Regions from separate parts of the Mus musculus genome. Here all the other regions are linked to region 5. A link is a loop called in an ENCODE intact Hi-C map of the cell type or tissue named here. Cell type or tissue: heart. All regions are shown on one strand. Links, peaks and the distances in the headings refer to the core of each region. The heading gives the core; the rest is flanking DNA.

What was found. Peaks named below come from ENCODE experiments on the same cell type or tissue, not always from the same donor. Only the 100,000 strongest peaks of a DNase experiment are listed, where the experiment ranks them.
Region 1: a loop joins it to region 5, with 4 times the contacts of the local background. A loop is called at or near these places in 4 of 42 quality-filtered maps.
Region 2: a loop joins it to region 5, with 2.8 times the contacts of the local background. A loop is called at or near these places in 13 of 42 quality-filtered maps.
Region 3: it touches region 5 in a loop (4-fold over the local background); 7 of 42 quality-filtered maps call a loop at or near these places.
Region 4: it touches region 5 in a loop (7-fold over the local background); 33 of 42 quality-filtered maps call a loop at or near these places.
Region 6: a loop joins it to region 5, with 4 times the contacts of the local background. A loop is called at or near these places in 26 of 42 quality-filtered maps.

The regions. Positions count from the first base shown.
Region 1 is chr1:180,385,291-180,390,104 of GRCm38, forward strand. All of the region lies in intron 2 of Itpkb (inositol 1,4,5-trisphosphate 3-kinase B), which reads left to right. Among named protein-coding and RNA genes, the nearest start is that of Gm39712, 21 kb to the right of the region's middle. In heart, for the core only: a CTCF peak has its summit at 2,450; DNase peaks (open chromatin) are centred at 1,711, 2,341 and 3,411; H3K4me3 peaks cover 1,672 bases; H3K27ac peaks cover 2,799 bases.
Region 2 is chr1:180,326,761-180,331,574 of GRCm38, forward strand. Itpkb (inositol 1,4,5-trisphosphate 3-kinase B) reads left to right here and starts at 3,716. Exons shown (of 8, transcript NM_001081175.1): 1 at 3,716-4,019. It also overlaps the pseudogene Gm5069. In heart, for the core only: CTCF peaks have their summits at 2,368 and 3,770; DNase peaks (open chromatin) are centred at 2,761 and 3,741; H3K4me3 peaks cover 1,939 bases; H3K27ac peaks cover 2,158 bases.
Region 3 is chr1:180,481,480-180,486,293 of GRCm38, forward strand. It overlaps Stum (mechanosensory transduction mediator), which reads right to left and starts at 2,025. Exons shown (of 4, transcript NM_001081227.2): 1 at 1,649-2,025. The coding sequence starts at 1,850. In heart, for the core only: a CTCF peak has its summit at 2,758 (motif pointing left); a DNase peak (open chromatin) is centred at 2,712; H3K4me3 peaks cover 2,167 bases; H3K27me3 peaks cover 4,000 bases.
Region 4 is chr1:180,404,906-180,409,719 of GRCm38, forward strand. The region is part of intron 2 of Itpkb (inositol 1,4,5-trisphosphate 3-kinase B); the gene reads left to right. It overlaps Gm39712 (a long non-coding RNA gene), which reads right to left and starts at 3,508. Exons shown (of 5, transcript XR_003948302.1): 1 at 80-3,508. In heart, for the core only: CTCF peaks have their summits at 2,409 (motif pointing left) and 2,614; DNase peaks (open chromatin) are centred at 906, 2,386, 2,646, 4,106 and 3 weaker places; H3K4me3 peaks cover 420 bases; H3K27ac peaks cover 2,884 bases.
Region 5 is chr1:180,266,352-180,271,165 of GRCm38, forward strand. No RefSeq gene overlaps it. Among named protein-coding and RNA genes, the nearest start is that of Gm31728, 12 kb to the left of the region's middle. In heart, for the core only: a CTCF peak has its summit at 2,431 (motif pointing right); a DNase peak (open chromatin) is centred at 2,430; H3K27ac peaks cover 518 bases; H3K27me3 peaks cover 1,521 bases.
Region 6 is chr1:180,426,751-180,431,564 of GRCm38, forward strand. No RefSeq gene overlaps it. Among named protein-coding and RNA genes, the nearest start is that of Gm39712, 21 kb to the left of the region's middle. In heart, for the core only: a CTCF peak has its summit at 1,810 (motif pointing left); DNase peaks (open chromatin) are centred at 1,161, 1,811 and 2,341; H3K27me3 peaks cover 548 bases.

The DNA.
Region 1 (4,814 bases), core at 505-4,504, 120 kb after region 5:
TGAATGCATACGAGTGTCTGAGTTGCCCTGTTTCCAAGAACCAGACCTGCTTGCTGACTGACACTTATGCATTCGTAGCCCTCTTGGACCATTTTGATTAAACACAAGCCAGGTGGATCTGGCCTGAGCTGCATTTTGGAAAAACTTTGGAAGCTTTAATGAGTCTCGGTGCCATACTGCATTCTAAACTGCTTAGGTCAGAAACTAAGAGAGGGAGGGACACGGGCGATAAGTCCCAAGTGACGCTGATGTGTGGCCAAGGCTAAGAACCACCCCACTGCCAACCTTGACTGTGCTTGCTCATGGAGATGGGAGTTACCTGGGGCCCTTAAGGAAGCTGAGATGGCTTTCAGCCCACCATCTTCAGCTGTTTACCAACATCATTCATTCTATATGCAACGTTGAGCCCTAACATGGATGTCAATATTTTTTAATACAGACATTTATTTCTTTGCTTGTGTGTTTTTTAGACAGTCACCTGTGCTCCCAGGGACAGGCTCTGCTGTGTCCAAAGGGCTTCAAGGCAATGGGGCAGCCTGGCCTCAAACTTGTTCTGTAGCTGTAGATAGCCTTGAGCTACAACCACACTGCTTCTGTCTCCTGGCTGCTTAGATTACAGGTGTGTGCCACCGTAGCCTGTTCGCAGACACTTATTTAGGAGGGGAAGACAGGACAACTGCCCAAGAGTTGTAAATTATGTTCTTCAGGATGCTAAGATGGACCTGTATTGCTTACTTTCTCAGTGCTCAGGCATGTACGTGATGCAGAAGGAAAAGGAGAAAGCCCATCTGCCCACCTCCCAAATCTACACCATGCAAAGATATGTAAACTTTTTTTGTTTTGTTTTTTGTTTTTTATTTTTCCAGACAGGATATCTTCGCTGTCCTGGAACTACCTTTGTAGAGCAGGCTGGCCTGGAATCCAGAGCTCCACCTGCCTCTGCTTCCCCAGTGCTGGGATTAAAAGTGTGTGCCACCAGTGCCCAGCTGTAAATTGATCTTTCTTTTAGAGCTTATATTTAATATTGGGATCAAACATTTTACCTTGATGAAGGTGTTTTTCTATATGCTATAAGCAGTTGCATTCTGTCAGCTAGCCTGAGCTAGATTTGGCCTGTAGTTGTATCCGTTTCTTAAGACTTCCCAACTCTGGCCTAGCTCAGGGAATAGGTGGGAGCTCTCTTGAGTAACGACAGGAATGGAATATATACCCACAGTGTATTACTAATTCCTTCTCTTCCCTTTCTTTTCACCTTTTGAAGGATGGTAGTGTCTATAGGAACAGACTCGCTGACTAATCCACAGTAATAAAGTACCATCCCTTAGGGCAGAGGGCCGTGTCAGCTGGGACTGTGGGTCCCAGAAAAGAGACAGAGGTTGGGGGGGGGCTGCAGCAGTGTGTGGGGGCTGTGTGCCCCAAGTACTGTTTTCTGATGTATCACTGAATTTTACATAGTGAGAGGAGGCAAGCTGAGCAAGGTGTTAAGGTAAATGTCCACACAAGTGATACAGGTTGACCCCCCAACCACCACCCCTCCCGCCCCCCCCCTGTTTTCCCTCTCCCCCCCCCCCCCGGCTCAAGTGGAGGTTCCAGCGATTCTAAAGGAGCTGGCAAACACAGGGACAGGGACTTGGCCTCAAATGCTGACCACTTGTTCATCTGGGGGACCCTTTCTCACAAGGCTTGAGCGCCCTGATCGGGATGGAGGTGTCTTGCATTCACATTGAATTTTCTCCCTTGCTTGGCCCCAGGGACAGGCTCTGCTGTGTCCAGAGGCTTTAAGGCACGTGGACAGAGAAGGTCCGTCAGTGGACAAATTCGCTTTAAATTGTGTCTGGGACAACAGAAACTGTTCAGTTCCTCTCTCTGACTTTGCTTTTGCTTCAACTAAACTGAGTCGCGACTCTAAACAAATTCCTTTCACAGATGTCTGCCTCTGTGTACCTGCTGGGAAACATGCGCACTCTCTATTCCTCTTCCTCTCTTCTGTGGAGTCGTTGCTCTCCTTTTCCTTAAAGTTCCCTGATTGTTTAGCATTAATTCTTCTGGTCATAAAAGGGACGAATTTCTGTCCCCTCTACTCGTGGCCACAGACATTCCCTACCTCCGACCTCTCCCTCCAAACTAAGTTATAAAGTCGGGGCTGCCTTTCAGGAAGGCAAACTGGTTTCAGGAAGGAAGACTAGCGCTTTGTCAGAGTCTTAGAACTCCGGCTTCCCCTAACTCTGCTCCGCCCCTCCCTCCTCTGCAATGCCCTCCCTTCTTCCGGCCCACCCCTTATTTAGCTCCGCCCTTCTTTCCTAGCGCAGTGCCCCGCCTCTCACGCACTCGGCCCTTCCCCCGGAGCCTGACGTCATGGAAAGGCGGGGTGGAGCCATGTCCTGGACACCCTATGCCTGCAGGCCCCACCCTCCATCAGGAATGGGATGTGCCACCCTGGAGCGGTCCCTAGCGGCCTGAGGGCTCTGATGACTTTGAGCTGTTAGCCTCGGTGAACAGGTCCTAGACTCCGACATCAGTAAGAGACTACAGAGACATTTCTGTCTTCTCCCCTGCGTGGCATTCTCTGGATTCCTCTCAGATTTTTCTCTCCAGCTGAGAACGACGCCTTCTACACTGGTGAAAGTGGTTTCAAAAGTCAGACGCTTTCTTGGCTCTTGCCTGTGAAATGTGATTTAAAACAGTAACATTTAACTTTTTTTTTTTTTTTTGAAACATTCACATCTGTTGTGGGTTAATTCAGAGAACGAAATAAAAATCCTTGCAGTCATCCTTGGTAGGTTTTTCCTCATGCATTGCTTGTGTTTATTACCATTCCTAAGCAATTTTAAGTAAAGCCTTGAGTTACCCTGATAGAGAAAAATGTCCATCTCTTATCTCCCCCTCCCCCAAACATCAGTTAAAAGGGAACTAGAACGTTAAAGATATTCCTCGGGAACCATTCTATCCACAGCATCTCAAAGACCCCTGGTGTCTGCCTTCATGTGGTTAATCAGTCTGTTTTCTGCGTGGAGGCTGAGAACTGACATATTTGGCTTGGGGGTTGTCAGACTCAAGACACTGTAAGACAAGATTAGCTCCTCTCTAAATTCCAGGAGTGTAATACACCAGACTTAAAAGAGATCAAAGGCACCGAAGGGATGAGGGGACCCAGGAGATGGCTGGCACATTAGGAGATAGTCTTCTTTAGCATCCAGGTATGTTTTAATTTTCACAAATGGCAAGATTGCAATCAAAACGAACAACAGGAACATGTTGAGAGTCAGTAAGTGCTGTTTTGGAAAGGAACCAAAGCTCTAATCCCTAGAGAAAGTGACTAGGGACTCCCAGGACAGCCTTTCCCATGCAGACTTACCCTCAGAGTAATGCTTGCCTAGGGCTTGGCCCTGGGGATGCCCCCTTCCTGCATCCTGGCTGCCTGCCCCTTTTCTCCAGCAGAGTTGTTGATTGACACCTGTGAGCCCTTCTGGGGTGGCCTCACTCTAAACACAGGAAACCACCTTCCTGGTAACTGAGTGGCTTAGAATGAGTCTCCTGTGAACAAACCTTACCAAAGCTGTAGCTCAGCTCTGTTTTGTTTGTTTGTTTGTTTGTTGTTTGTTTGTTTGATTACAAAAGGGCAAATGGGGCCAGGTTGGTGGCTCACTCCTGTAAACCCAACACGTGGGAGGCTAAGCAGGAGGATCTACACCAACCTGTGCTACATAGTACCTTTTGGATGAGTCTGGGCTGCAGAGTGAAACAGTTTCAAAAGCATATTACCACATAACAACAAAAGCATACTTAAATGGAGCTGGACCCGGTAGTGCAGCTCAGTGGTAGAGTGTTTGCCCAGCATGCCTCAGTCCTTGGGTTATATCCCCAGCACACACCACTACCTACCACCCATACCCCAACCCCTGCTGCCCAAGTACGGAATTCAACCTTTCTTACCCAGACCAAGATTGGTTATGATAACAACGATGACCATTTTGGTATCATTTACTGCTAGACACTTTTCCTATTCATTGTCAATGTCCCAAGCTCATGTTACAGATATAGAAGTCCACAAGGACACACACAGGTCGACTTGAAGTCACACGAGACTAGGAAAGGACAGCCAGAATGAACGCTCAGCTGTGCTCTGGAGACCAATTTCCAACCTCCCTCCCACTTTAGTTGCCCTAGCTAGGCAGCGCCCTGTGAGAGGCCTGCAGCCCGGTGTCTCCATGCACTGAGTAGAATGGTGTTCTTGATGCTGCCTCAGAAGTGCCTGCTCGCTCACCTCCGTGGAATTTTATTTGACTTTCCCTAGGCCACTCTGCCTGGTTAGTCAATAAACACCACTCACTTGTTGCTTCTTTTGCAAAGCCTCTCCGACTGAATACTTTTCATACTGTGGTTAACATTTAGACAAGTGTGACCAGCGGGCATGTTCTGGAGTGCAACACTTCTACCTAAATGTAGACTCTACCGTTAGCCAGAAATCTGTCTTTTTAAAAGAATTCATACACACACACACACACATGCACACATACAAGATATTATATAAAAAACATAGATGTTGCATAGTGATATAGCAAGTGATAGTGTGTATGCATATATATATATACACATGTATACATATATACATGTATACATAATGTACATATATACACACACACATATATATGGAGGTGACAGTCCTCTGCCTCTCATCTCAACCCACTGAGTCAGCATACACCATGCTTCTTCCATGGACAGATTACTTAGGCTTGCCAAGATTGCCTCTCATCTTTAACACAAAGTTGTTTCCCTACTTTGAACAGGACTGAAAGTGACCTATGGAACAGCAC
Region 2 (4,814 bases), core at 553-4,552, 61 kb after region 5:
TGTAAAGAACTGGCATAAGGAGAGTAGCAACAAGCATAGAGCCTGTGAGTGATCCACACAGCACTGATCAAGCTTTGCCAGCTGTGGTACCAGGGTGCACGTGTTGATCAAATGCCACGCCTCTTTGGATTTTTTTTTCTTTTTTGGAGCCTTCTTTACCTCCCCATATGCCCTCCCTTCCCCAACACCGCATTAAAACCAAGGAGAGGTGGGTGCAGCGAACTTTATTGATGGTATTCAAGAGAGTAGGAAGGGCTCCCTAGGCTCATCCTGTTACTATGAGGGTCTGGGGTGGAAATTGTGAGGGAGATGCTCAATGTTGGGGCCAAGTTGGGATAGGGACTCCTCACCAACTGAAGGCCTCTCTCTTGCTCTCAGTGTCCTTGCTCGGGTGGGTTATCCAGGGTTTCTTACTCCTTGGAGGCCATGTAGGCCATGAGGTCCACCACCCTGTTGCTGTAGCCATATTCATTGTCATACCAGGAAATGAGCTTGACAAAGTTGTCATTGAGAGCAATGCCAGCCCCGGCATCGAAGGTGGAAGAGTGGGAGTTGCTGTTGAAGTCACAGGAGGCAACCTGGTCCTCAGTGTAGCCCAGGATGCCCTTCTGTGGGCCCTCAGATGCCTGCTTCACCACCTTCTTGATGTCATCATACTTGGCAGGTTTCTCCAGGCGGCATGTCAGATCCACGATGGACACATTGGGGTTAGGAACACGGAAGGCCATGCCAGTGAGCTTCCCGTTCAGCTCTGGGATGACTTTGCCCACAGCCTTGGCAGCACCAGTGGATGCAGGGATGATGTTCTGGGTAGCCCCACGACCATCACGCCACAGCTTTCCAGAGGGGCCATCCACAGTCTTCTGGGTGGCAGTGATGGCATGGACTGTGGTCATGAGCCCTTCTACAATGCCAAAGTTGTCATGGATGACCTTGGCCAGGGGGGCTAAGCAATTGGTGGTGCAGGATGCATTGCTGACAATCTTGAGTGAGTTGTCATATTTCTCGTGGTTCACACCCATCACAAACATGGGAGCATCGGCAGAACGGACGGAGATGATGACCCTTTTGGCTCCACCCTTCAAGTGGGCCCCCGCCTTCTCCATGGTGGTGAAGACACCAGTAGACTCCACGACATACTCAGCACTGGCCTCATCCCATTTGATGTTGGGGGGAGGGCAGTCTCGCTCCTGGAAGATGGTGATGGGCTTCCCGTTGATGACAAGCTTCCCATTTTCAGCCTTGACTGTGCCGTTGAATTTACTGTGGGTGGAGTCATACTGGAACATGTAGACCATGTAGTCGAGGTCAATGAAGGGGTCGTTGATGGCAACAATCTCCACTTTGCCATGTAGAGAGCAGATGGCAACCCTCGTGACCAGGCGCCCAATATGGCCAAATCCGTTCACACCGGCCTTCACCATTTTGTCTACGGGACGAGGCTGGCACTGCACAAGAAGATGCACTGTCTCTGGAACAGGGAGGAGCAGAGAGCTGCCTCTTTGAATTTTAATTTCTAGTGTAAATGAAGCCTGTAACAACGCCTACCTGACAGTGTTGTTATAAGGTTGACAATATGCAAATTGTTTTTCTCTTGTGTGTGTGTGTGTGTGTGTGTGTGTGTGTGTGTGTGTGTGCGTGTGTTAGAGGTAAGGAGGGATTGCTGAGACAGGATCTCAGATAGCCTAAGATGCTTTCAAACTCTTGATGTAGCTAATAGTGACTTTGAACTTCTCATCCTCCTGCCTCCACCACTACAGTGCTGGATTACAGGTTCGTGTCACTAGGCCAACAAGCCTGGCTTGTGCGGTGCTGAGGACCAATCACAGGGCATGGTGCATGTTAGGAAGGCATTCTGTTACCCATACTATGTCCTTAGTCCTGTATACATATTCAAAATGTGCCTAAACCAGTGTCTGGAAATAGCAAACACTACGTCGAAGTGTTAACTTTTGCTTTACGTTGTGGGAGCCAGCTAGATTCTATGGTAGGATATAAAGCCTGCTGTGCTGACTTCCAATCTGGGGACTTAAACCCTGCCAAACCCTCTCAGTGTCATGGTTAGGACTATCGTCTTGTCTCCCTTACATCCAAGCCAGAAGTTCCATCTCCATGTCCTGTCTGACAGCAGCTGACTGGCCAAGGATTACTCAGAGACTAAGGGCATGTTCCAGCAGCCTTCATTTCTCACTAGGGAAGGTTGACTGACTCACCTACAAGAGACAATAGCAACTAGGAACAGCTTCTCAGGGGCCGGCAAGGTAGAGATTTGTGGGAGCTTTGCTAGGCTCTTCAGTTGCTTCTACTGAGGCATTTATCACCTCTCAGATTAGACTTCATAGCTTGAGTAACTCCTCTTCTTGCCACTAGGGACCAAAGGAGGGAGTCTAGATAGAGGTGGCTTCTTTGTCTCACGGTAATACTAGAACACACACAGGACAGGCATCTTTATTCAGCCCCATTGAGGGTGAGAGGGAAACCAGATTCAAGCCTTCCAGGGTATGTTAAAAAAAATAAAAAATAAAACAAAAACAAAACAAAACAAAACCAGAAAGGACTTGTCCGATTCCAGGAATTCTTGGCTGGAAGGGCTCTTGGTTTCAAATTTGCTTGAGTCTTTTCCTGACCAAGCTGCAGGTTGCTTTGCTCACTTCAACGGTATTGTTACATAAACAAGTAAGCTGTCTGCTTGCTACAGGCGGTCAGGTTTTCCATCCGAGGTTTGGCTAATCAGGATATATGGGCGGATACAAGCTTAGGATTCTTAAATCTCCTAAACCTCGCAGCTGTGTTCCCTGTTTCCACTAAACGCTAGAGTTTAAGATTTAGGGAATTATGCAAAACAGGCTTGCAGTGCCGGGTGGGGCTTAAGTGTGTGTGTATGGGGGCAGGGAGTGTCCCCCGCCCTCCAGTGTTGCCTGGTGCCCCCCCCCCTTTATTTGAGGGTAGAGTAGAACCCTTGAAAACGCAGGAGTAAATTCACAGGAGACTGAGCAAGTGGTTGAAGACATTGATCGGGCCTCAGCCCCAGGACTATGCTTTTTCTTAAAATAACTTTTTGAGAGTTGAGTGCAAAAATACGCGAACAGCACAGCCTCTGTGTGCGTTTATAGATAACTGCTTAATGCAGAGCTCCTTCACACATCTAGCCTACAAGACACTCAGCAGCTCACAGTCCAACCAGTCTTCCAAAATTCTACCATGGTGCATTAAAACCTAAAACTGTGCAAGGAAATGCCCTGCAATATATGCAATATACCTTGTAAAAAGTTGCCTATTGTAGTACAAGTACACCCTCTGCTTAGGCAGAATATTACCCCTCTTTCGATGCTAGAAAAATCCCCCCCCCAGCAGCTTTGTTTAGCACACTCAAAATTTTATTAAAAACAGTTTTCAAACGTAGCTTCATAAAACTAGACACCAGCAAACCTTGGTCGAGGGATGGAAAATAAATCGTATATCTTTAACCCGCAGAAGTTAAAGTCTTTTTTTTTTTTTTTTTTTTTTTTGTTAGCTAACAATGGAAACTTTTTTTTTAAGTGTTTCCCTCCCTCGGTTTGCCAAGCAATAGAAAAAAAAAAAAAAAAGAAGAAAAGAAAAACTTGTTCCGCTGAGTTCAACCCCAGACAGGCTCACAACTTCCTTCCTGCTTTCCTCCCCCAAGCCCCCGCCTCTCTGCCTCCTCCCTCAACCCCCAACTTTTTTTTTTTTTTTTAAATCTTACATTGAACAAACACTGAAGTAGCAGGGAGCAGACGCTGACAGCGGTAGTGTCTCCAACCAAGCACAGAGCAACGCAGGGTCGGCCTGGCGGTGTCCCCTCCGGGATCGCCTAGTCCCTGCGCCGGTACATTCAGCTTCGTTGCACCCCACTTTTTCCGTCTTCCATAAGTTGTTGCGGAAACCCTTTGGGAGCTTTTTTATTTTTTTAAAAAAACTTTAAGCCACTTGGTCTGTACGAGCCCGGAGTCCCCGGGGCATGTCGCCTGCACGGGACCTGGAAGTCTGAGCAATTGCAGGTAAGCGTGGCGGCTCCTTCCTGGCCCTCGTCTCTGAACCCTCTTTCCGCTCCATCTGTGCTGGGGTTCCTCTGGGTGTTCCGGGGTCCGAGCACAGCACGGAGGTGAGGGCTAGAACGACGGAGAAGGGAGGCTGATTTGGGACGGTAGCGTGGCGTGGCCTTGGGGGCAGAGGAGGCGATTCGACTTTCCCATCGCCTTCCGGGCCGCTGCGCCGCCACCACCTCCCCGGCGCGCTGCGGGCGTCTGGGGCTCGGCTTGCCCGGCGGCTCCCCTGGCGCCAGGCGAGGCTGCCCGGGATGCGCGAGGCCCTGCCCTCGGCCGGCCGCGCTGCTCCGGGGCTTAGCTTGCGGGACCCCGAAGGGCTGCAAATTCTCAGGCCTGCACAATTAGAAGGCCTCCGGGCTGCAACTGTGCAAGCAAGCCCAGAGTTCCTCCGAGGGGTGTGGGTCCCGGAGGGGGCAGCTGGGTCCTCGCTAACAGGATGCGCGCAGGGCTGAGTAGCTGCGGACATGCATCCCCTCTCCCAAACACACACACACACACACACACACACACACACACACACACACTCGCTGCAGGGTCTGAGGGGACAGTAGGGAGCCACCAGGATTGATTCCAGTGCTGGATACTGCAGAGTTTGCTCCCTGGCGCGCACGCGTGCCCACATTCACAAAACACACTTGTTTGGAGACAGACAGACATCAAGGCTAGTGCTGAAAAGTGCCTGGACTGCCCCACCCCCACCCACCCCCGCGCTCTTCCCGGCCTTTCATAGGCCGAGAGGCATAGCCC
Region 3 (4,814 bases), core at 581-4,580, 220 kb after region 5:
GCAGGCTCGGGGTATCTGGTGTTTCACAGGGAGGACATGCTCTGGTGCATCCTGAGCCAGTGGCCCTGGCTGCCTCCTGGGGCTGGCTTCCCACAAGCTCACTTCTGTCTCCAGCAGCGCCTCAGTGCTCTCCTGCCCACCTAATTCTTTGTTTCCTCAAAGCCTATGTCAGGATGTTGTTATTTCAACACTTATAATTCTAACAGCATGCACCCCGCGCGCGTGCCTTGTGGCCTTGATATTCTCAGGGAGACAGACAGGTGCTCTCTCTTTACTCCAGTGGGTGGACATTGCTGACACATGGAAATTAACAGCAGCTTGCCACCCTGCAGTAGTTTAGAGTTTGCCTGAGGACTTGGACGGTGAGGCAGGCTGCTAGAGACCTCACTCAGGGGATAAGCCCAATTAAAGGCTCTGACTTTCTACTCAGATGGGACTCCGCAGCACAGCATCCCTCCTGGACTTAAGAGTCCAGGCAAAACCAACAGGTCCAGTTTGAGTGGGCGTGGCCTTCAAAATCACCACAGATGAGGTCCCCGCTGGGCCCTCCAGGAGCAAGGCCGTGAGAAAGGCCAAAGTGAAAGGAAAGGCCACTTCTAGTTGACCTCTGCTTTTGGGAACTTTGCAACCATGTGCAGGCAACTAGCTGGCTGGCAGCAGCAGGCTCTCTGAAGAATGCATAGGATGCCTGCTTCTGCAGCCCTGCACGCTGCCGAGGAGGGCGCCTCCGTCTCGTGTGCAGGGTCCACCCGTGGCAGGAGATCAAGTTGGAAGTGGGGGAAGGGCATGCAGGCAGAGATGGGTGCTGGAGAGAGGCGATCAAGAAAGCTCTCATTCTTTAACTTTATTCACCCTTAGGCACTATTTTGGGACAGCAGTGGCTTTGGGGTGTGTCCAGACAGCCAGAGCCTAATACAGACTTATCAAGGCTCACTCTTCGCTTTCTTACCGGCTCACTTCTGGTCACATGCAGTCTAAATACACATGCATGCAAACGGAATAATAAAATCACCCCTTTCCGTCGGTGTACTGCGAAGTGTCAGGCAGAAAAGCGGACACCAGGAAAAGAGACTCTGGCTAAAGAACTGCCACCTCCACAGGCTCTGCACCGCGTGAAAGCGTGACCTGATGCAGTGTGTCTCCTGAAACTGTGTGTCTCCCTTCCCCCAGCTCAACCGACTTCCCAGACTCCCTGGAGCCTGGTCAACCCCATCACAGCCCTGAGTTCTTCCTGTTCGGCCTCCTCTCCTCCCGAAGTAAAGGGATCACAGACGCACTTGATGGGGAAGAAGGGCCAAGATTCCACTCTTCTGGACAGTAGCCTAGCCTGGAGCCAGTGAGCCGTCGGGTCCCTGCTTGGGACTCCAAGATTCTCTGTCAATTTCATAGCTCTTCTCTGCCTGGCCACCTCGCTTGTGGGTCGGAGACCCCCCCAGCGTGGTACCTCTTCTCTAGGATGCCCACGCCACAGGCTTCAGCCACCTGCTAGATACCAACCGTGGGAGCACAGCCTGAAGCTGGTGGACACATCCACGGGTCTCAGCCAGTGCCTACCTCTGCCCTGCCTGGTCTCCATCAGGCAGCCCAGGTCGCAGGGACCGCAGGGGTTAAAGGGGTCACAAGGGTCGCCCACACACACACTTCTTACCCAATCCCGGCACGAAAGTGTTGAGGAAGAGACAGATGACAGCCACCGGGAAGGGCATGTAGGGGATGGCGGCGCGCAGGGGCCCCTTCTTCTCGCGAACCTGCACGACCACCCCGCTGGACGACGATGCCCCCCGGGGATCTGCCGCTGCCACAGCCGCCGCCGCCGCCGCGGTCTCGGCGTCTTTGTGCAAAGGCTCCATGGCTGGACGCGCTCTCCAGGAACCCTGCAGCCGCCCGGGGCACCAGGGCAGACGGCGGCCGGCTGCGGGCTCCTGGCAGCGCGCTATGCGCCCTTCTCAGGAGGCCAGTGCGCTCCGGGTGCTGCGAGGCTGGCGGAGAAGCCCGCCCTCCCGCGCTCCACGCCCCCACTCCGGGCGGAGGGCGGGAGGGGCAGCGTGACACTCTGTGACAGCGCTCCCTCGCCCCTCCCCTCCGGGCCCCTTCCCCGCCCCCTCCACACCTCTCTGCAAAGCCCTTGGTTCACCAGCAATGGAGACCCCAGCAAGGGAAGAAAGCGCAAGGAGAGCGCAAGGATGCTGGTGGTCTAGGTACCCAGAGGGATGGATGTGCCTCACCCTCCTAGCACAGGTGAACTGAGAACCTCACTCAAGGTCCTGGAGAGCTGGGCGTGCACTAGGCTGATTCAGTTGGAAAAGCCTCAAGGTTGAATCTCTCTTCTGGAGTGTGCATTTAATGCTAGGGAGGTGGGGGCTAGGGACGCTTGAAGCCTGAAACCTAGAAACACTTTGCATTTCGAGTCACGGAGAAAAAGCAACGTGTTTCGAGTCACAGATGCTGATAGGACTGGAAGCGAGAAATATAGCTTACAGCTTTATAAACCCATGCATGTCTGCAAGAGATGTTCCCTTCACGCGCCCACACACACACACACACACACACACACACACACACACACACTGTCTCACGTATAAGTTCACACACATAGAAACGAAAATGGAAAGGAATGCTTGCTTGAGGGAGCCACGGAGCTGGTAGTGGGAACCATGCCCTGACCAGTGTGCTGCTGCGGGACATCTGGGCCAGTTATGACTACCTGGTGAAGATGCGGTGCGCCCACAGCGCCCCCTGGTGTTAACGATGCACCGGTGGGAATAAGCGAATAGACTTGGCAAGAGTCCAAACCAAGAGCCTAATTCAGTCTTTTCAATAAGACCCTTCATCTACTCCGATGAAAATGACCTCCTCTAGCGGGGCACGTGCTTCATGGCTGCAATCCCATCCTTGAGAGGTGTAGGTAGGAGGCTCTCTTCCTATCAAATTCAAGACCAACTTGAGCAAGACTACACTTCTAAATAGATAAATATTTTAAGTCTACAAGGTAGCCTGCAGGATTGTAGTCATTACAATGATAGTACCGCAGAGCCAGTGACAAATTGGCTGGGATATGCTGAAGGTTCGAAGGTTCTGGGACTGGGACCTTCCCATGCATCCAACTGTAGGGGAGTTATCAGTCACTAAAGCCCCTCCCAGAAAGTGATGCAGGTCAAGATTTAATGGCCAACAGAAACTACTTGTAGGTATGTTTTATTTTAAATGTTTATCACAGCATCCTCTGTTGGGCAGCATCCCAAACTCTTAACCACATTCAATGCCTGCCTTAACTGTACAAAGCACTACATAGTACTGTGTTTTCTAGATGGAGCAATTAAAGCATAATCGTCCATGATAATGTGGAGCAGGTGATCTCTTTCCAAAACCCATATGCATAAATGACATTTCATCTAAAGATCCCGAAACTAACCTCCATTCTATGAATTCGCAGAATACCTGGATCTCTTTTGGGTTCCCTCTATCATTATTTGTCTCTGAGGAAAATGAACCCAGAGAGGGAAATAGATTTCTATTTCCCCAATTTCCTGTGGCTATCTTTGTGACACCCAGACAGAGCCATTGTGGGTGCCAACACATGGGAGCCTATGATAGCAGGGGGAATCCAGACCTGCAGTAAAGCTGGGCCTGGAGCTGCTAAGGTGGGTAGGAAACAGGTTAGTGCTGGGGGCGGGCAGAGGAATTAGGACTTTATTGTCTGGGAATCGCTGACATTTTAAGTGGACATAGGGCCTCATACGTGTTCTATTTATTCCTACAATGTAACAAGTGACCCTCGAATTGATCAGCTTGACATGGCCGGATTTTGGTTTGTATGTTTTTGTTTTGTTGTTTTGAATGATCATACTCTACGGTGAGAACATAAGAGAGGCGGCATTTCTCCCTCCATTGTCTGCAGATCTGCAGCTGGGAAACTCAAATGGCTGGTGGCTGGAACAGTGAGGACCACAAGATCCACTTCTAAAAATATTCTCTGGTCAGTGGCATCAGGGAGAGAGTTTGAAAGCTGGTTGGCCAGGGGTAGTCCTTCATGCTACCTCCATTGTCCACGTGACCTGGAGGTTTTTACATTAAAATATGGCCGCCAGTTTCTAAGTGAGAACTTGCTGAGAGGAGTCATCCTGAGAGTAGAGACTGCAGAACCATAATGAGTATCACCGCCACTTCTCCAAAAGTTACACAGTATCCTTCTGCATTTCTCCCTTAGGCATTCAACCAGCGACCCACCCAGACTTAAATACAGAGCAGCCCTCCTCTTAATGGAAGAATGAGAGCCCAGGCTTTAAAACCAACAGTATGACTATATCAGCTGAGAAGACCTCTTAGCCAAGTGAGGAGGACGGCTAGTGAGGATCAGGTCACGTGCCCACAGGAACTGAGGTGAGATGAGGACTCTTCTTGACCTACCAGCCCAGAGAATGGGAGAGACAGCTTCCAGATGCTAATTGGGCAGAACGAGCAGACAGAACGGAGCTGCTGTGTTTGAGCGCACATTGCTCTCTTTTCCGTTGGCTGTGATCAAACGCCTGACATAAAGCAACTCTGGCACGAAGGTCACATTTTGACTTACAGTTTAAGAAAAAACTAACCCGCCATCCATCGTGACTGAGGGAAGGCATGGCGGGAGGATCACGAAGCAGCTTGTTACCCCGTTTAGCTGGTAATTGATTACCCCAGGGCCCACACAGCTCCACGAGCTCACTTCACTCTGCGTGCCCGTCGTCCTCTTCCCACTCTCCTTGGAGTCTCACCTTGCCACACCCTGACCCATTTTTTTTCCCTCCAGCTTTTAGCTTCTGTTCCTTTTCTATAAC
Region 4 (4,814 bases), core at 518-4,517, 140 kb after region 5:
CAGAACTTGGAAGAGGTTCAGTGTTTCTGACTGTAGCAAGCCTCGCCCAAGCAAAGTTGGATTTAACTTTGAGAACAACCTGTTGTCATCGTCAGCTGGTGGTGTTGGCCGAGTGGTATTTCCATGTCACAAGGATGGAGAAAACTGAAGCTCAGAGAGGTTTGGTATCCTGCCCAGGACCTTCAGGCAGGACTAACAGGAGCCGAGCTCAAGTTCATCTGGCTATAAAGTCACATGTTACAAATGACAAAGGAGATAGCCTAGCTGAATGATGCAGACCTGGGACTCTCAACAGGCTTTCTCCTTACCATCTCTAGCACCTTCGGCAAATTGTCTAATCTCTGTGTGTCTCAGTGTTCACATCTGTAAAATGGGATCATGAGAGCACCTCCATGACAAGTTAGCATACATTCACTGTACCTATCAAATGCTTAGCACTGCATCTACCTGTCCAAAGTCCTTAGTACACAAGCTGGTTACCACTGTTTCCATGTGCTGGGGCTCTGCCCTACCTACCCTGCAGTCCCTCAGGCGGAGGAGGAGGAACTGAGCACTCTGGCCCCTAACTCTGTAAAGTTCTCCTTAGGCAGTGTGTTGGGAGTGGCCCCCTCACCCATCTTGTCTGAGAGATAATCCCTAAGACTGAGTGCTGGGCCGATTGTCTGCTGCCCAGAGAGGGCCCTCAGTAAATTTCCATCTACCAGAAACTCAACCTTGTTTTTTTGCATTTACCAAAGTAAAAATAAAATCTCTGGGGAGACAGGGAGGGAGGGGGCCTGGGGAGGGTTGTGGGACAGCCGCAGTGCCTGGCTCTCTTTCCCAGACAAAGCTAAATGTCCCCTGTTCTCTGCCTTTTTCCATGAGGAAGTGTCCAGGAGAGGCCCACCCCACCCCCCTCGGCTCTTCCTGGTGGCCACTCCCAGCTTCCGACTATTGTTACCTCCCTCTCAGCCTTGTGAGTTGGAGGGAGGCTGAGGCGGGCCAGCTCCTGGTGCAGGCATGGGCTCTGTGTGGTCAGGCATTTCCCCATCTGCCACCTCCTCCTCCTCCTCCTCCTCCTCCTCCTCCTCCTCCTCTTCCTCCTCCTCCTCTTCACTGCTGTCATTTTTAGTTCTGGAAGGAGGAGAGAAGCCAAGCGGTGACCTTCACATCAGAGACAGCGATTGCTGGGCCACCTGGCAGGGAAACCCAGGAACATGAAGGGCACCTCAGCTCTCGGGCAGTAAAAACAAAGACTGGTTTGCAGGGATGGCAGTCCCCTTTGGCAGCAGCTCAGGAAAGTCAGGCTTGGGGGAGAAGAATTACCTGAAGCAAGGTCTCTAGTGCAAGATCTTTCTTTGCTGTGGTCCCTAGAGTCCCAGCTACATGCGATGGCTGTCCGTGAAAACATCCAAAGTCCCAGAGCAAGAGGGAAAGAGAAGAAAGTAGCCCAGACCCCAGACCTTTCCAGTCACGAGTGTTTTGGATAAGGGAGATAGACAGATGAGGGACAGGAAGATGGCATGTCCTGCAGGGTCTCAGGCACACAGAGAGTGGGGTGTGAAGTGAGTGGGGGAGGGGAGTATCCACAGTGGCCCCGAGGCTATGCTGGGACCCTCTTTCTCTGTGGGTGTTTAGGGAGCCACGGTGGCACTCCACGGCGGCAGGCCTGTCCTTGCCAGCTGTGTCCAGGGCCTTTCTCCAGGGTTCTGGCTGATAAGAGGAAGAGCGGTTTGTGGAGCATCCCGGGGAACAGTCTGGATACAGCCTTTGGTGTAGCAACTGAGCCTTAAGTTACAACAGAAAAAAAAAAAAAGGCAGCTAGGCAGGCCGGACCTTCTGGGGAGCCACACAAAAAAAGGCTTTCTGTCTGCCCAAAAGGTGCTGCTTAGGAGAATGGTGACAGACAGCTACCCCCTCAGCAAGGCGATGCCTTCCATGCCTGAGCAATCAGGGGTTGGTCCTGATGAAGAACAACCATCCTGGATCTCCTGTTCCAGGCCGGCAACAGATTCTGAAGGAGATACAGAGTATCCCTCTCCCAACAATAACATTGACCTAGACGCCTAACTTCTTCTCCTGATGGGTCACAAACAGCCAAACCACAGGGACACTAAAAATGCTCTGTAAGATCACCTTGGGGCTATGTGGATGCCGGGTGGATTGAAACAAGGAGTTTCACGTGTAGACTTGGGTCCAGTCTTTAAAAGCTACAACATGGTGTGTGTGCACACACTCTAAGACCTGGAAAAAAGTCTAAAGCATTTCTGGCCCCAGATATTTCGCATAAGGCGCGCTCAGCCTTCCTGGACTCACCTGTGTGTGCCTCAGCTCTCTTCCTAATCCCACCCTGCTCAGGCGATTCTTTAAAAAACGGCTCCAGGCTGCCCCCTGGTGGGCACAAAGCAAGGGCTGGGTGGGAAGGCGGGGCAAAACAAAAGAGGTTTCTTCGACAGGTTTGAAAGTCTTGCTTGTTAAAGGAGGAGGTGGTCAGTCTCGAGTACAGCCTTGCTTTTAGGTGTAGCTACCGGCCTTACCAATGGTGGGACTTTCTTTCTCAGGCCTTCTGTCCTCTCGGAGCGCAACACGCTGACCTTTGTGGCAGGCACGGTTTCTAAGCAGGCTCCAGGAAGGGGCATTGAGTGCCCTACCTGCCTGGGCCTGCACCACACCGCCCTCCCGGGGCCTCTGCCAGAAGAGCACAATGAACAAAGTTGGCCACAAGGCCTGGGAGAAGCACCAGGCTTTTCCCCAGAGAGGGCGGGCACCGATCACTAGGGAAACCCTAGCTGCTTTTATGGAAAGACCAAAAGAAAAAGAAGCTAAGAAGAAGGCATTTTTTTCCCAAACATGGTGAACGCAATGACTTTGTCCGACTTTTGCAAGAGGGAGCAGAAGGTCTAACCCAGAGTGAGCCCTTTCCTGTCCACTTTTTGTCCAGTGTGCCTTCCCCAAGTGTGTGTCAGCCAGGACCTTCTGGGAAAAGCCTGGGACTCAGAGGGAGGGGAGGGCAGGTCTCTTCAGGCCTCCCCCATCTGAAAGGTCAGTCTTGTGACAAAGTGACAAAGTGTTCGCTGTCTATGTGAGGCTGTTTTATAGCTAAGGGAGAGACGAGAGGGGCCCTGGGCATCCTGTTGGCTGAAACAAAATCTTCAGAATTAAATGGCAGAGAGCTGGAAGCCGTGCAACTTGGAGCAACACTAATGCCTCTGAACAAAATGGAAATAAGTATGTCAGCGCTGTGAGGCTCCATTGACGACAGCACCATACCTAGCAACGCCACAGACACTGAACCTCTGATTTGCCTGAGATTTCCCTGTGCGGGCACACGAACCTCGCGCATGCTCAGTCCAGCATTAGCCTGACAGGCTTTTAGGATCGTCGAAGGACAGTGATATTTCACAGTTACTTCCCCCTCATCACTCTTACCCTAGAAAGGGGGGAGCAGGAGAGAGGGGGTTTTTTTTCTTTAAAACTATCTAAAAATAAAAGCAGAGTTATCAAATCATTGAAATAAGAGAGAGTGCTGGAAGGAAAGTAGTAAGTTGGAGGAACGGGTCTGGCGGAAAGGGACTTTCCCAGAGTCTAGCCTCTTCGTGGAGTTGATTTTGTTGGCCCACAAAATATGTGCCCCCACCCCTCTCTAGGTGATGTCAGCCATTTGGGAATCTGCTTTCATAGAGTGGCTGGACCAATGGTTCTCAACCTGTGGGTCTCAACCCCCTTGGAAGGAGTTGAAAGACCTTTTTGCAGGGGTCACCTAAGACCATCCTGCATATCAGACATTTACGTTATAATTCATAACAGCAAAGTTAGAGTTATGAAGCAGCAACAAAAAAATAATTGTATGGTTGGGGATCGCCACCGCATGAGGAACTGTATTAAAAGGTCATATGAGGAAGGTTGAGAGCCACTGGTGTAGACAGAAGCAGGTGAAGCCCCTGGGCTCCTGGGGCTCCCACTATGTGGTCAGGACCTAGCACGGTGGCCCTGGAGGTGGTGCTTCATAAATAACCAATCACACGCTGGCTCAGCTCATGGCCACCCCACTTGCCCTCTGGCCCTTTGGAAATGCCTGGTGGATTATCGCCAGCACTCTGTCTGGAGGGAAACTAAAACAAACAAAAAGAATCAGAAGTCAAGACAAAGTGAGTATTTATGGCTCGCCTGAACTTGGCCATGTGCGGAGCAGAGCACGTGGTGGGAGGTTGGTCTGTATCACCGGGGATTCCACAGGCCCTCAGGGGACCCAGTTATAGGACCCGGTTTAACCGCAGTGAGACCTGGAAGAACAGTGGCTCCTTCTCACCCCAAAGCTTGGTGGCTCTAAGCTCCATCAGTCTGTTGCTGTAGGATCTAGGGAGTGTTTAGATATTTGGCCTCAGGAGACAGCATATTTCTTCCATTGTTCACTCATGGGGTGGTGAGTCCTGAACCTGCAGAGGCTCCATCAAGCAGGTGCTGGAAGGAGGGCAGGCTGGCAGTCAAGGATCCACCAGGGACTGCAGTGGCTCTCTCCAGGAGATCTGTCCTGCGGTAACCCATGTTGTGTCAAGCCTGAAGCCAGAGGCTCTTGACAGCCATGGTGAACCTTGCAGCAGAGGCCATACCTGCTTGGCCTTGGAAAGGTCATACTAGGCTACCCTCCCTGCCTGGACATTCCTACCACATTTGAAACAAGGGGCCCTTCAATTCCATTTTGTGCCAGGCCCTTGCTGATAACTACTGCACTGTGAAAGTAGGAAAGAGGCCCTTGTCCCCACACCCTGCCTCCTCTCATCCCTGATCCTGTCATTCCTCTTCCAACCACTTTGCAGAAGACACAAGCCATGACT
Region 5 (4,814 bases), core at 289-4,288:
CCTCCCTCCATCCCTGGTTTGCCCCTCCAGGGTACCAGGATGTTCCTTCCAGAGCTAAAGTCCTGACACGTTTCTTAGCCTTTGGTTTTCTTTCCTCATGCCTGCTCACGTCTTCTGACTCTGCCTGGAAATCATTCTCTCAGCTGTGCTTTTATTTTAAAAAAAAAATTCAAATGATACTTTGCTAACATAAACTGCTTTAAAATATATTAAAAGAAATATTCCTGTAACTTCATTTATGGTATTTCTGAATGTGCAACTGTGTCTGGTCCCTAAATTACAATCCAATTCTGACTCATTTTTCTCCTGTTTGTTTATTTATGATTCCACTCTAAACAGCACTCCTCCTTCCCATACTTCATTGACTTTATTGCCTGCCTCCCTTCCCTCCCTCTTCCTCTTCCTTCTCCTCCTCCCCCTATCCTCCTTCTCCTCTTCTCACAGTCCTCCCCCTCTCTCTCCCTCCTCCCTCTCTCTCTCTTCCTCCTCCTCCTTCTCCTTGTCCACCTACTTCTCCTCCTCCTTCTCTTCCTCCATCCCCTCCTACTTCTCAATTGCTTAGATTTCAGGTATGCACCATCACACCTGACTATTCTATTTATCCTTTTAATTATAGCAAAACACAGACAAAATAAGATTTATCACCGTTTATCCACTCTTAGGCAGTCTCCGTGGCTGTAAGAACATTCATGGTGTGACACGATTACCTCTACCCACTTCTAGAACTTTTTAAAGTGTTGAAGATTTTAGGACAGAATAATTGAGCAGAAAGTCCAGAGAATTCCTTAAATTCCCTGTCCCTGAGGTTGGAGAGATGGCTCGATGGTTACGCACTCTCACTGCTCTTCCAGAGGACACAGGTTCAATTGCCAGCACCCATGGGTGATACAGCATCATGTGGCTATCCGTGAACCATGGACAGTACTGAACCATGCACACACCTCTCTCTCTTCCTGTGTGCTGCACAGCATTGGCCCACGGTATCAGAGCTAGTCTGTCCTTGCCTGTTTGCACATTGGTGCCTTCTTTCTATCGCTACTGTTGTGCTTTGACGTCATCGGCAAGTCAACTATGCATCCTGGAGCACAAACACTGAAGTACTGTGCCAGTGGAGCCGAGAAGGCTGCTAAGCAGTATATATTTGTACATGCAGCGTGAATATACTGGTGAAAGGGAGGGGATGTCTCGCCTGTGCAGGGTGGGACAGTAGAAGATTTTGTCATGCTACTCAGAATCATTTGAAACATAAATTTATTTCTGGCATTTTCTGCGTGATTTGTTTTCCTTGTGGGCTATAGTTGACTTTGGGGTAATTGAAATTCTGGAAAGTAAAACTGAGTAAGGAGCTATTTGAAGCCTCCCCCCTCGCCCCCCCCCCCCCCGCTTTCCTTCAGACACTGGCAACCACCATACCTCTCTCTACGTGATTTTAGTGATTATACTCATATTGAGCCCTGATATATTTGTGTCTGGGTCATTTAATTAGCATATTGTATTCAGGGCTGCTACATGTAGCATGGATTGGAGCTTTATTGTTTTTTTAAGTTGAATAGTCTCCCATTGGGTGGCTACACTACCCTGCTCACCCACTGGTGGACAGTTGAGTCTGCCATGTCTTAGCTATTGTAATTGACACTGGTGTGCATGAACAAATATCTGAGACCCAGCTTTTAGCTCTTGTAGTTACGTCCTAGGAAATGGAATAGCCGCACCTTACGCAACCTGAGCAGCCATACTGGCTTCCTCCACCCGCAGCAGCTTTCAGTTTTCTTTCCAAAAGCCATCTTAATGAGTAGGAGGTGTGGTCTTCGCTCCTTAAGCTTTAATTAGGACCCTGGAGTCCCTTTCAAAGTAAACAGGTACTTGGCCATTCATTTTTGCAGTTCCCTCCCCAGCGTGTATGCCATGGGAGTATGAGTTCTCTCTGATTTAAGCTAACAGGGTTGGCATCCTCAGCTGTGAGGAGGACAGCTTAGCCAACAGGCAGGTGTATGAGCTCTGCACAGGAGTGTGTGGGTGGTTCACACAAATTCTTTGGCCTGTGAGGGATCTGGTCTTTACTTCCCCAGAAGAGCTATCCTAAAGCTGTGTGAGTTCCCCAGAGAATACAGCCTTGAGAACCTCGGTAACACGGATCTCACAGTATGTCTACAGGTCGTATGTTAGGTGAGTCTAGAGGTCTTAACCTCTCTGACAAATAATGAAGGGCCCCGAGTCTGTGACGCTGGAAAGTGATTCTTGGGGAAACATACACATTATCTCACACAGTAGCGATGCATCCTAAAACCACCAAAGTTAATAATGCCCTGTTGGCATACATTTTTCTCCTTCTAATCCTGGAAGGATGGCGGTCCTGAACCCTTGAGAGACAGCCTGTCTATCCTTGGGCAGACGAGAAAGCAGTTTCTTTGCCACTAGAGGGCGCCAGCACCCTTTGGTTCGATCTCTCTATCTCAACACTGGGAGGCGCCCCTTTCCTGTTTAGCTGAGTTTGCTGCTATTTGGGTTCTCTTTAGGTCTTGACCATTCAAATGAGCAACGAAGGGGACATTCCCCCCACCTCCCCCAAGGATCTGGGATGCCATCCTCAGGAAATCAGATTCCTTGTGGGTGTGGGAGGCTGGCTAAGGGACTGAGAGGTCACCTTGCAGGACTTAACAGCTAAGAGCTGGGGCAGGGAAATACAGCTTTTTCCTTACATTGTTGAGTTTTTTAAAAAACAAAACACAATTTCAGACTAAGAGAAGAGTGTGCTGTTGTCTAGGTGCATTCTCTGTGGTACTTTCTGGAAAGCCAAGCTCTGTGTGGGAGGCCCTGGGCACCCCTTTTCCTGTCTCTCCAGTGTAACCTGCCTCACATATTTGGATCCTGTGAGCCTCCTAAGGACTGACAGCTGAAGAACACCACCCCCAAGGAAATAGTTTCCCCTTCTTAGGAGGTCCAGGGTGTGGCCCCAGAATCTGCCTGCCCCTGAACATTTTATCTGGTGCTCAGGTAACAGACAAACTGCAAGCTGAGAAAGTTTCCATCAGACTTTGTCCTCTGGAACCATTTCAGTTTTAATATGGTAGCGAGGCGACAGAGTCTTCATTCTCTTGTGCAATCCTGAGTCCCAGAGATGGGGCACCTCCCAGTATCCCAATAACCCAAGATCTCTCCTCATTTACCCCTTGCTTTCCAGTAAGGGCTCACTATCTCCCAACGCTGGTGCCCATGGCTACACAGGGGTTCAGACACCAAAAACTCCCTTTTAAAGAAGCAGGCCATTATAGTCACAAATAATATAAAATACCTTGGTGTGACTCTAACTAAGGAAGTGAATGAAAGATCGGTATGATAAGAACTTCGAGTCTCTGAAGAAAGAAACTGAAGAATATCTCAGAAGATGGAAAGATCTCCCATACTCATGGATTGGCAGGACTAATATAGTAAAAATTACTATCTTGCCAAAAGTAATCTACAGATTCAATGCAATCCCCATCAAAATTCCAACTCAATTCTTCACTGAGTTAGAAAGGGCAATTTGCAAATTCATCTGGAATAATAATAATAATAATAATAATAATAATAATAATAATAATAAACTAGGATAGCAAAAACTATTCTCAACAATAAAAGAACCTCTGGTGGAATCACCATGCCTGACCTCAAGCTGTACTACAGAGCAATTGTGATAAAAACTGCATGGTACTGATACAGCGACACACAGGTAGATCAATGGAATAGAATTGAAGACCCAGAAATGAATCGACACACCTATGGTCACTTGATCTTTGACAAGGGAGCTAAACCATCCAGTTGAAAAAAGACAGCATTTTCAACAAATGGTGCTGGCACAACTGGTGGTTATCATGTAGAAGAATGCGAATTGATCCATTCTTATCTCCTTGTACAAAGCTCAAAACCAGAGACACTGAAATTAATAGAGGAGAAAGTGGGGGAAAGCCTTGAAGATATGGGCACAGGGGGAAAATTCCTAAACAGAACAGCAATGGCTTGTGCTGTAAGATCACGAATTGACAAATGGGACCTCATAAAATTGCAAAGCTTCTGTAAGGCAAAAGACACTGTCAATAAGACAAAAAGGCCACCAACAGATTGGGAAAGGATTTTTACCAATCCTAAATCTGATAGGGGACTGATATCCAATATATACAAAGAGCTCAAGAAGCTGGACTCCAGAAATTCAAATAACCCCATTAAAATGGGGTACAGAGCTAAACAAAGAATTCTCAACTGAGGAATACTGAATGGCTAAGAAGCACCTGAAAAAATGTTCAACATACTTAATCATCAGGGAAATGCAAATCAAAACAACCCTGAGATTCCACCTCATACCAGTCAGAATGGCTAAGATAAAAAAATTCAGGTGACAGCAGATGCTGGCGAGGGTGTGGAGAAAGAGGAACACTCCTCCATTGTTGGTGGGATTGCAAGCTTGTACCACCACTCTGGAAGTCAGTCTGGCGGTTCCTCAGAAAATTGGACATAGTACTACCAGAAGATCCAGCAAAACCTCTCCTGCGCATATACCCAGAAGATGTTCCAACTGGTAATAAGAACACATGCTCCACTATGTTCATAGCAGCCTTATTTATAATATCCAGAAGCTGGAAAGAACCCATATGTCCCTCAACAGAGGAATGGATACAGAAAATGTGGTACATTTACATAATGGAGTACTACTCAGCTACTAAAAACAATGAATTTATGAAATTCTTGGGCAAATGGATATATCTGGAGGATATCATTCTTAGTGAGGTAACCCAATCACAAAAGAAGTCACTAGATATGCACTCACTGATAAGTGGATA
Region 6 (4,814 bases), core at 220-4,219, 160 kb after region 5:
CCTCTGAGGTAGAGTGCTCATTGCACAGCAATGCTGTATACATATGAGGGACACAGGGTCCCTAAGTCCGGAGGTGGTATCCGAGACTCCCTTAAGAGGCTCCTGCCTGTACCAGCCCTTCTGAACCCTATACAAGAATATCTCTCTCACCGGGTGTGGTGGCGCACGCCTTTAATCCCAGCACTCGGGAGGCAGAGGCAGGTGGATTTCTGAGTTCGAGGCCAGCCTGGTCTACAAAGTGAGTTCCAGGACAGCCAGGGCTGCACAGAGAAACCCTGTCTCGAAAAACCAAAAAAACAAAAAACAAAAAAGAATATCTCTCTCCTTCCTTCCCCATACTACATAGCTGACTCTGTATTCTCTGCCCCTCTCCCACCTTTCAGCTGTGCAGTCACCAGAGCAAGCATCCTCTTAGACATTAGACCATATAAATAAAGCTTTATTAGAGACCACCATGTCACTACTTTATATATCATCTAGGGTCTCATTCAACCCCTTACAGAACTGCCGAATCCTGTTCGAAGGTAGCAGTGGCCGATGGTTGTGAGTTGCTAAGTGTCAGGTGATTAAAGGTAAAGTAGTTTAATACTCATAACAACTCTATGAGATGAACCTTGCCATCCCCGAGTTCTTCGCGACAGAACTAGGAAACAACAGACCAAACTTTGCTTTGGACCAAACTCGAGACCTGCCTGTGATTCTGCCTGTTTCTGCTTCCCTGGACAGTCCAGGGCGTGTATTCTGGTACCAGGCTGTGCCACAGGATCCCTAGGACAGCCCATGGATGCTGGTGCCTGGGATATGTAGGGACAGAGCTATCAAGGCCCAGAGTCAGTGTACCTGGTAGTCCCTGTTCTCCTGCAGGCCTGGAAGTGGGGCTGGAGACCCGAGACTGCTGGAGCGAGGGTCTGTTTGTTCTAGGCGTGGGATGACCCTCCAGGCAGCTGAGTGTTAGCATCCATGGCATCCAGTCCCCTTTCTCCGCAGACTGAGGGTTCAGAACCACGTCTGCTTGCCATTCACAGTCTGGATCACACACCCTGCCACAGAAATGCAGCAAACACATCCAGTTCCCGGGAACACCAAGAACCAGCCTGGGTGGCATTTTTTTTTTCAATTTCGTTTTCACTGTGACAGCTGTGGCCCAGCTCCTGGCATTTAGCACACCATGCACAGGCATAAAATGACACATTCAACAGAGAAGTGGGGACTGGGAAGCAGACAAGCTCGGGGACCAGGCGTTTCCTCGCTGTGCGGAAGATGGGGGAGGGTCAAAGGGAGCTTTTATTAAACCCCGTAGGTGACACCGTAGGTGACAGCCACAACCCCTAATAGACCCCAATAGAAAATTCACAGAGACAAATTCACCAGGAATTGGGGTCCTACCTTGTGGTCTCCTTACTCTGCACACTTGGTCCTGGGGACATTTAGAGGTCACAGAGTTCAGGCCACAAAGATAGACGTTTGCAACCAGCGTCATTATCTGACCTAGTCTTTCCTCTCTGTACTTTCCAAACTTGTGAATCAGCAAAGTGGGATTTAAAGTGGGGGCAGGGGAGAAAGTCCCACATGACTTCTGTGCTTTTCGGGACAGTAGCACATACGATTTTAAAAATAGTTTCTGCACATTACGGACAAACGGGGTCTGTGATAGCTTTTTTGACAGCAGCAGGCCTGCTCTATTTCAATGAGAAGAAAAAAAAAATGCCCAATTTTAGTCATGCTTTCTGAGAACACATGCTGGCATGAATTCAAGACAGACTAGAAACCGCGAGGCCCCATTAGGGAGCCTGCCCCCTTGTGGACATCAAGGTGCATTGCAAGATGGCCCTAGGACAAGGAGGCTAGTCAGGGAATGCATTTAATTTACAAATGACATCTTGCTCTAGTAAATACCAGAGCCCACATTTAAGGCACAGTGGTGGTGGTGGACAGATATCAGGAATATACGGTACAGTATAAAGGACACCATGCAGAAAAAACAAGGGGTCCCATAGGACAAAAAAGAGGCCTCACCCAAGTCAGGAACATAAAGGCCATTTAGGAAAGGCTTTGCAAAGGAAATGCCACCAAAATGAGTTTAGAAGCTGAATATGAATTATCCAGAGGGTTGAAGGATGGAGGAAGCAGACACACAGCACAGAGACACAGGGAAGGAATAGCTCCAAGTGGCCAGAGCCGAGGACCCATGTGCAGAGGACCCATGTGCAGCTCACAATGTGGTCATAGCCGGATCTCAGGCCTGGGCAAGGAATAGCGGAAGCAAATGGGGAATGTGGAGTGTCTCCCAGTGACAAACAGGTGTCCCTGGGGGCTCCTCGGCAATGACATGAGGTGACACTTCTGCATGGAGGAAATGATGCTAACCAGTGGAGAGATGCCAAGTTCTATAATGAGGTCGAGGCCGTAAGCTAGAGGGAAATTAAGGAAACAGTCTGGATGCCGTGGGGTCCATGGAGTGCAGAGAAACCAAGCTTGCCAGGTCAGCCTCGCTCACTCCTGTGGAGCCAGAAAGCCCTGCCACCCTTCCTTAAGGTTTGACTTATCATCTTCTAGGTGTCCCCTTCCTGCCCACCTCCCTTCCGGTTCAAACAAAATCCTTTGAGCCTCTACTCCTGCAGGTTCGTGGTTAATCTCACGGCTAAATAGCCAACACTTCAAAACCAATCCCACTTCTACATTAGGTGTAAAAGATTTTCCATTTTAGGGAGAAAGGGGGAGGGGCAGTTTACAGGTGTGTCTCGCGTCACTCAGCAGCCAGGCATTTGTAATTCCAGTTACCTGGCTCAGGGATGCAGCTGGTAGGAGATGAAGAGACACATCCAGAAGTCAGTAGCTAGTGTGTGTTTGAGACACCCACCCCTCTCTATAAATCGACCTGCATCTTAGCTCCTGATCTGTGGAGAGCACAGTGGGAATGGCTGATTGGATACTGGCTGAAAGGCTTGGATCTTAAAGAATACCGAAGGCCCAGCTGCTGCCCTCTCTACTCATTCCCTAAGGGCTCAAGGCAGAGGCTTGGATGTCTGTTACCTCAGGTTCCAGCGCTTAGACCCAACTGACACCAGCTAACCCCAACTGACCCAGTTGGCCCAGAAAACAATATTTGTATGTTGCTTTTACCATGTATGGCAAATGTCTGTTTTATAAGGTTACTTCCAACCTATTTCCTGTTTTCAGCACTTATTACTACAACATAAGTAAACACGTGCATGACTCTGGGGGGGGGGGGGAAGAGTACTGTAAGCTTAGATCACAGCCGTGCATAATCACTGCAAGAGCCAGCTATCTCTCCAGCCACGCCCAGGCAGTTTCTTATTCCGTAACTTCAAGCGCCTGCATTGGCTTCACATTAGGGAACAGATGACCACCATGAGCCAGGTCTACAGGTCTGGGTCACACCACCATAGCTGGAGACAGCTCAGCTCTAGTGCTTGCTGGGCTGTGGCCCCAGCTGAGGTTCTAGCAGGCTCACCATCACCTTGGCTGGCTCAGCAGCACTGTGAAGAACACACAGTGTGGCCGTTCTCACATTCTCATTTCCCTCTCTATATAACAGGGAAGGCCAAGCTGTGGGCGTGTAAGGCTAGGCACAGGAGAGGGCACACCTGGCCCCAGGCACGTATATAGATGATAGGTGGAGTCCTCCGTCCTCCCTTCTGTCCTCCACGCTGGGTGTGTGCTCTTAGGGGTGTAGTCTTGCCCCAGCCCCTCCTGATTGCTGCTCTGTTCTTCTTCCTTCTTGCTATGATGTGAAATTCTCTGCTTTACAATACTCTCACCACTGGTCCCCAACATAGATTAGAATCCCTGAAACGATTTGAAAAACAAATCCTTCTTCCTTTGAGTTATATTAGACGGTCTAGTCCCCCAGCTATGGGAAAGCTAACACGAGCTGTGGGTTGTTCTGATAGACAGGAAGAGGCTGGACGTTTCCCTTGGCATATGAGGAGCTAAGTGCTGGTCCCTGATCACCCCAGCACTGGTGATAAAATTGCAGGCACATCTCTCTCTGTCTTTCAGCCAGCTGCTCCTGAACCAATGACAGGAGATGATGTATTCTTTCTACCCACCTGATGCTCATGAACCCTGAGATGCCCTAGGAGAGTGATTTTCAACCTGTGGGTCTCAACCCCTTTGGGGGGGCCAAGTGACCCTTTCACAGGGGTCACCTAAAACCACCAGAAAAAAATCAGATATTTATATTACTATTTATTTTTTTAAAACCTTTTTTTATAAGATGTATTTATTTATTATATGTAAGTACACTGTAGACACACCAGAAGAGGGAGTCAGATCTCATTACGGATGGTTGTGAGCCACCATGTGGTTGCTGGGATTTGAACTCAGGACCTTTGGAAGAGCAGTCAGGTGCTCTTACCTGCTGAGCCATCTCACCAGCCCTATATTACTATTTATAACAGTAGCAAAATTACAGTTATGAAGTAACCAGCAATGAAATTAATTTTATGGTTGAGAGTCACCCTAACATGAGGCACCATATGAGAGCCACTGCTCTAGAATATTCCATGGGTACAGGGAAGCCCAGAGGCTAATTATCCCCCAGGCACTGATCTTTCCATAACCCACAAGGGTTCCATCTTGTTAGATTTTTTTTTCTGCCTATCCAGAACTTTCTAGATTCGTCACGAATTGGTATGTGTTCTGGCGTTTCTCTGGCTGTTGATTTGTAGCCTTACAGTCTTGTACTCATCCAGGATATGGAAATTATTTTAATGTTGTATCCTTGTACGAGAGGATGTCCCATGGGCTGCTGAGACGAGTAAGTACTATACAGCATTTGAATGAAGTGC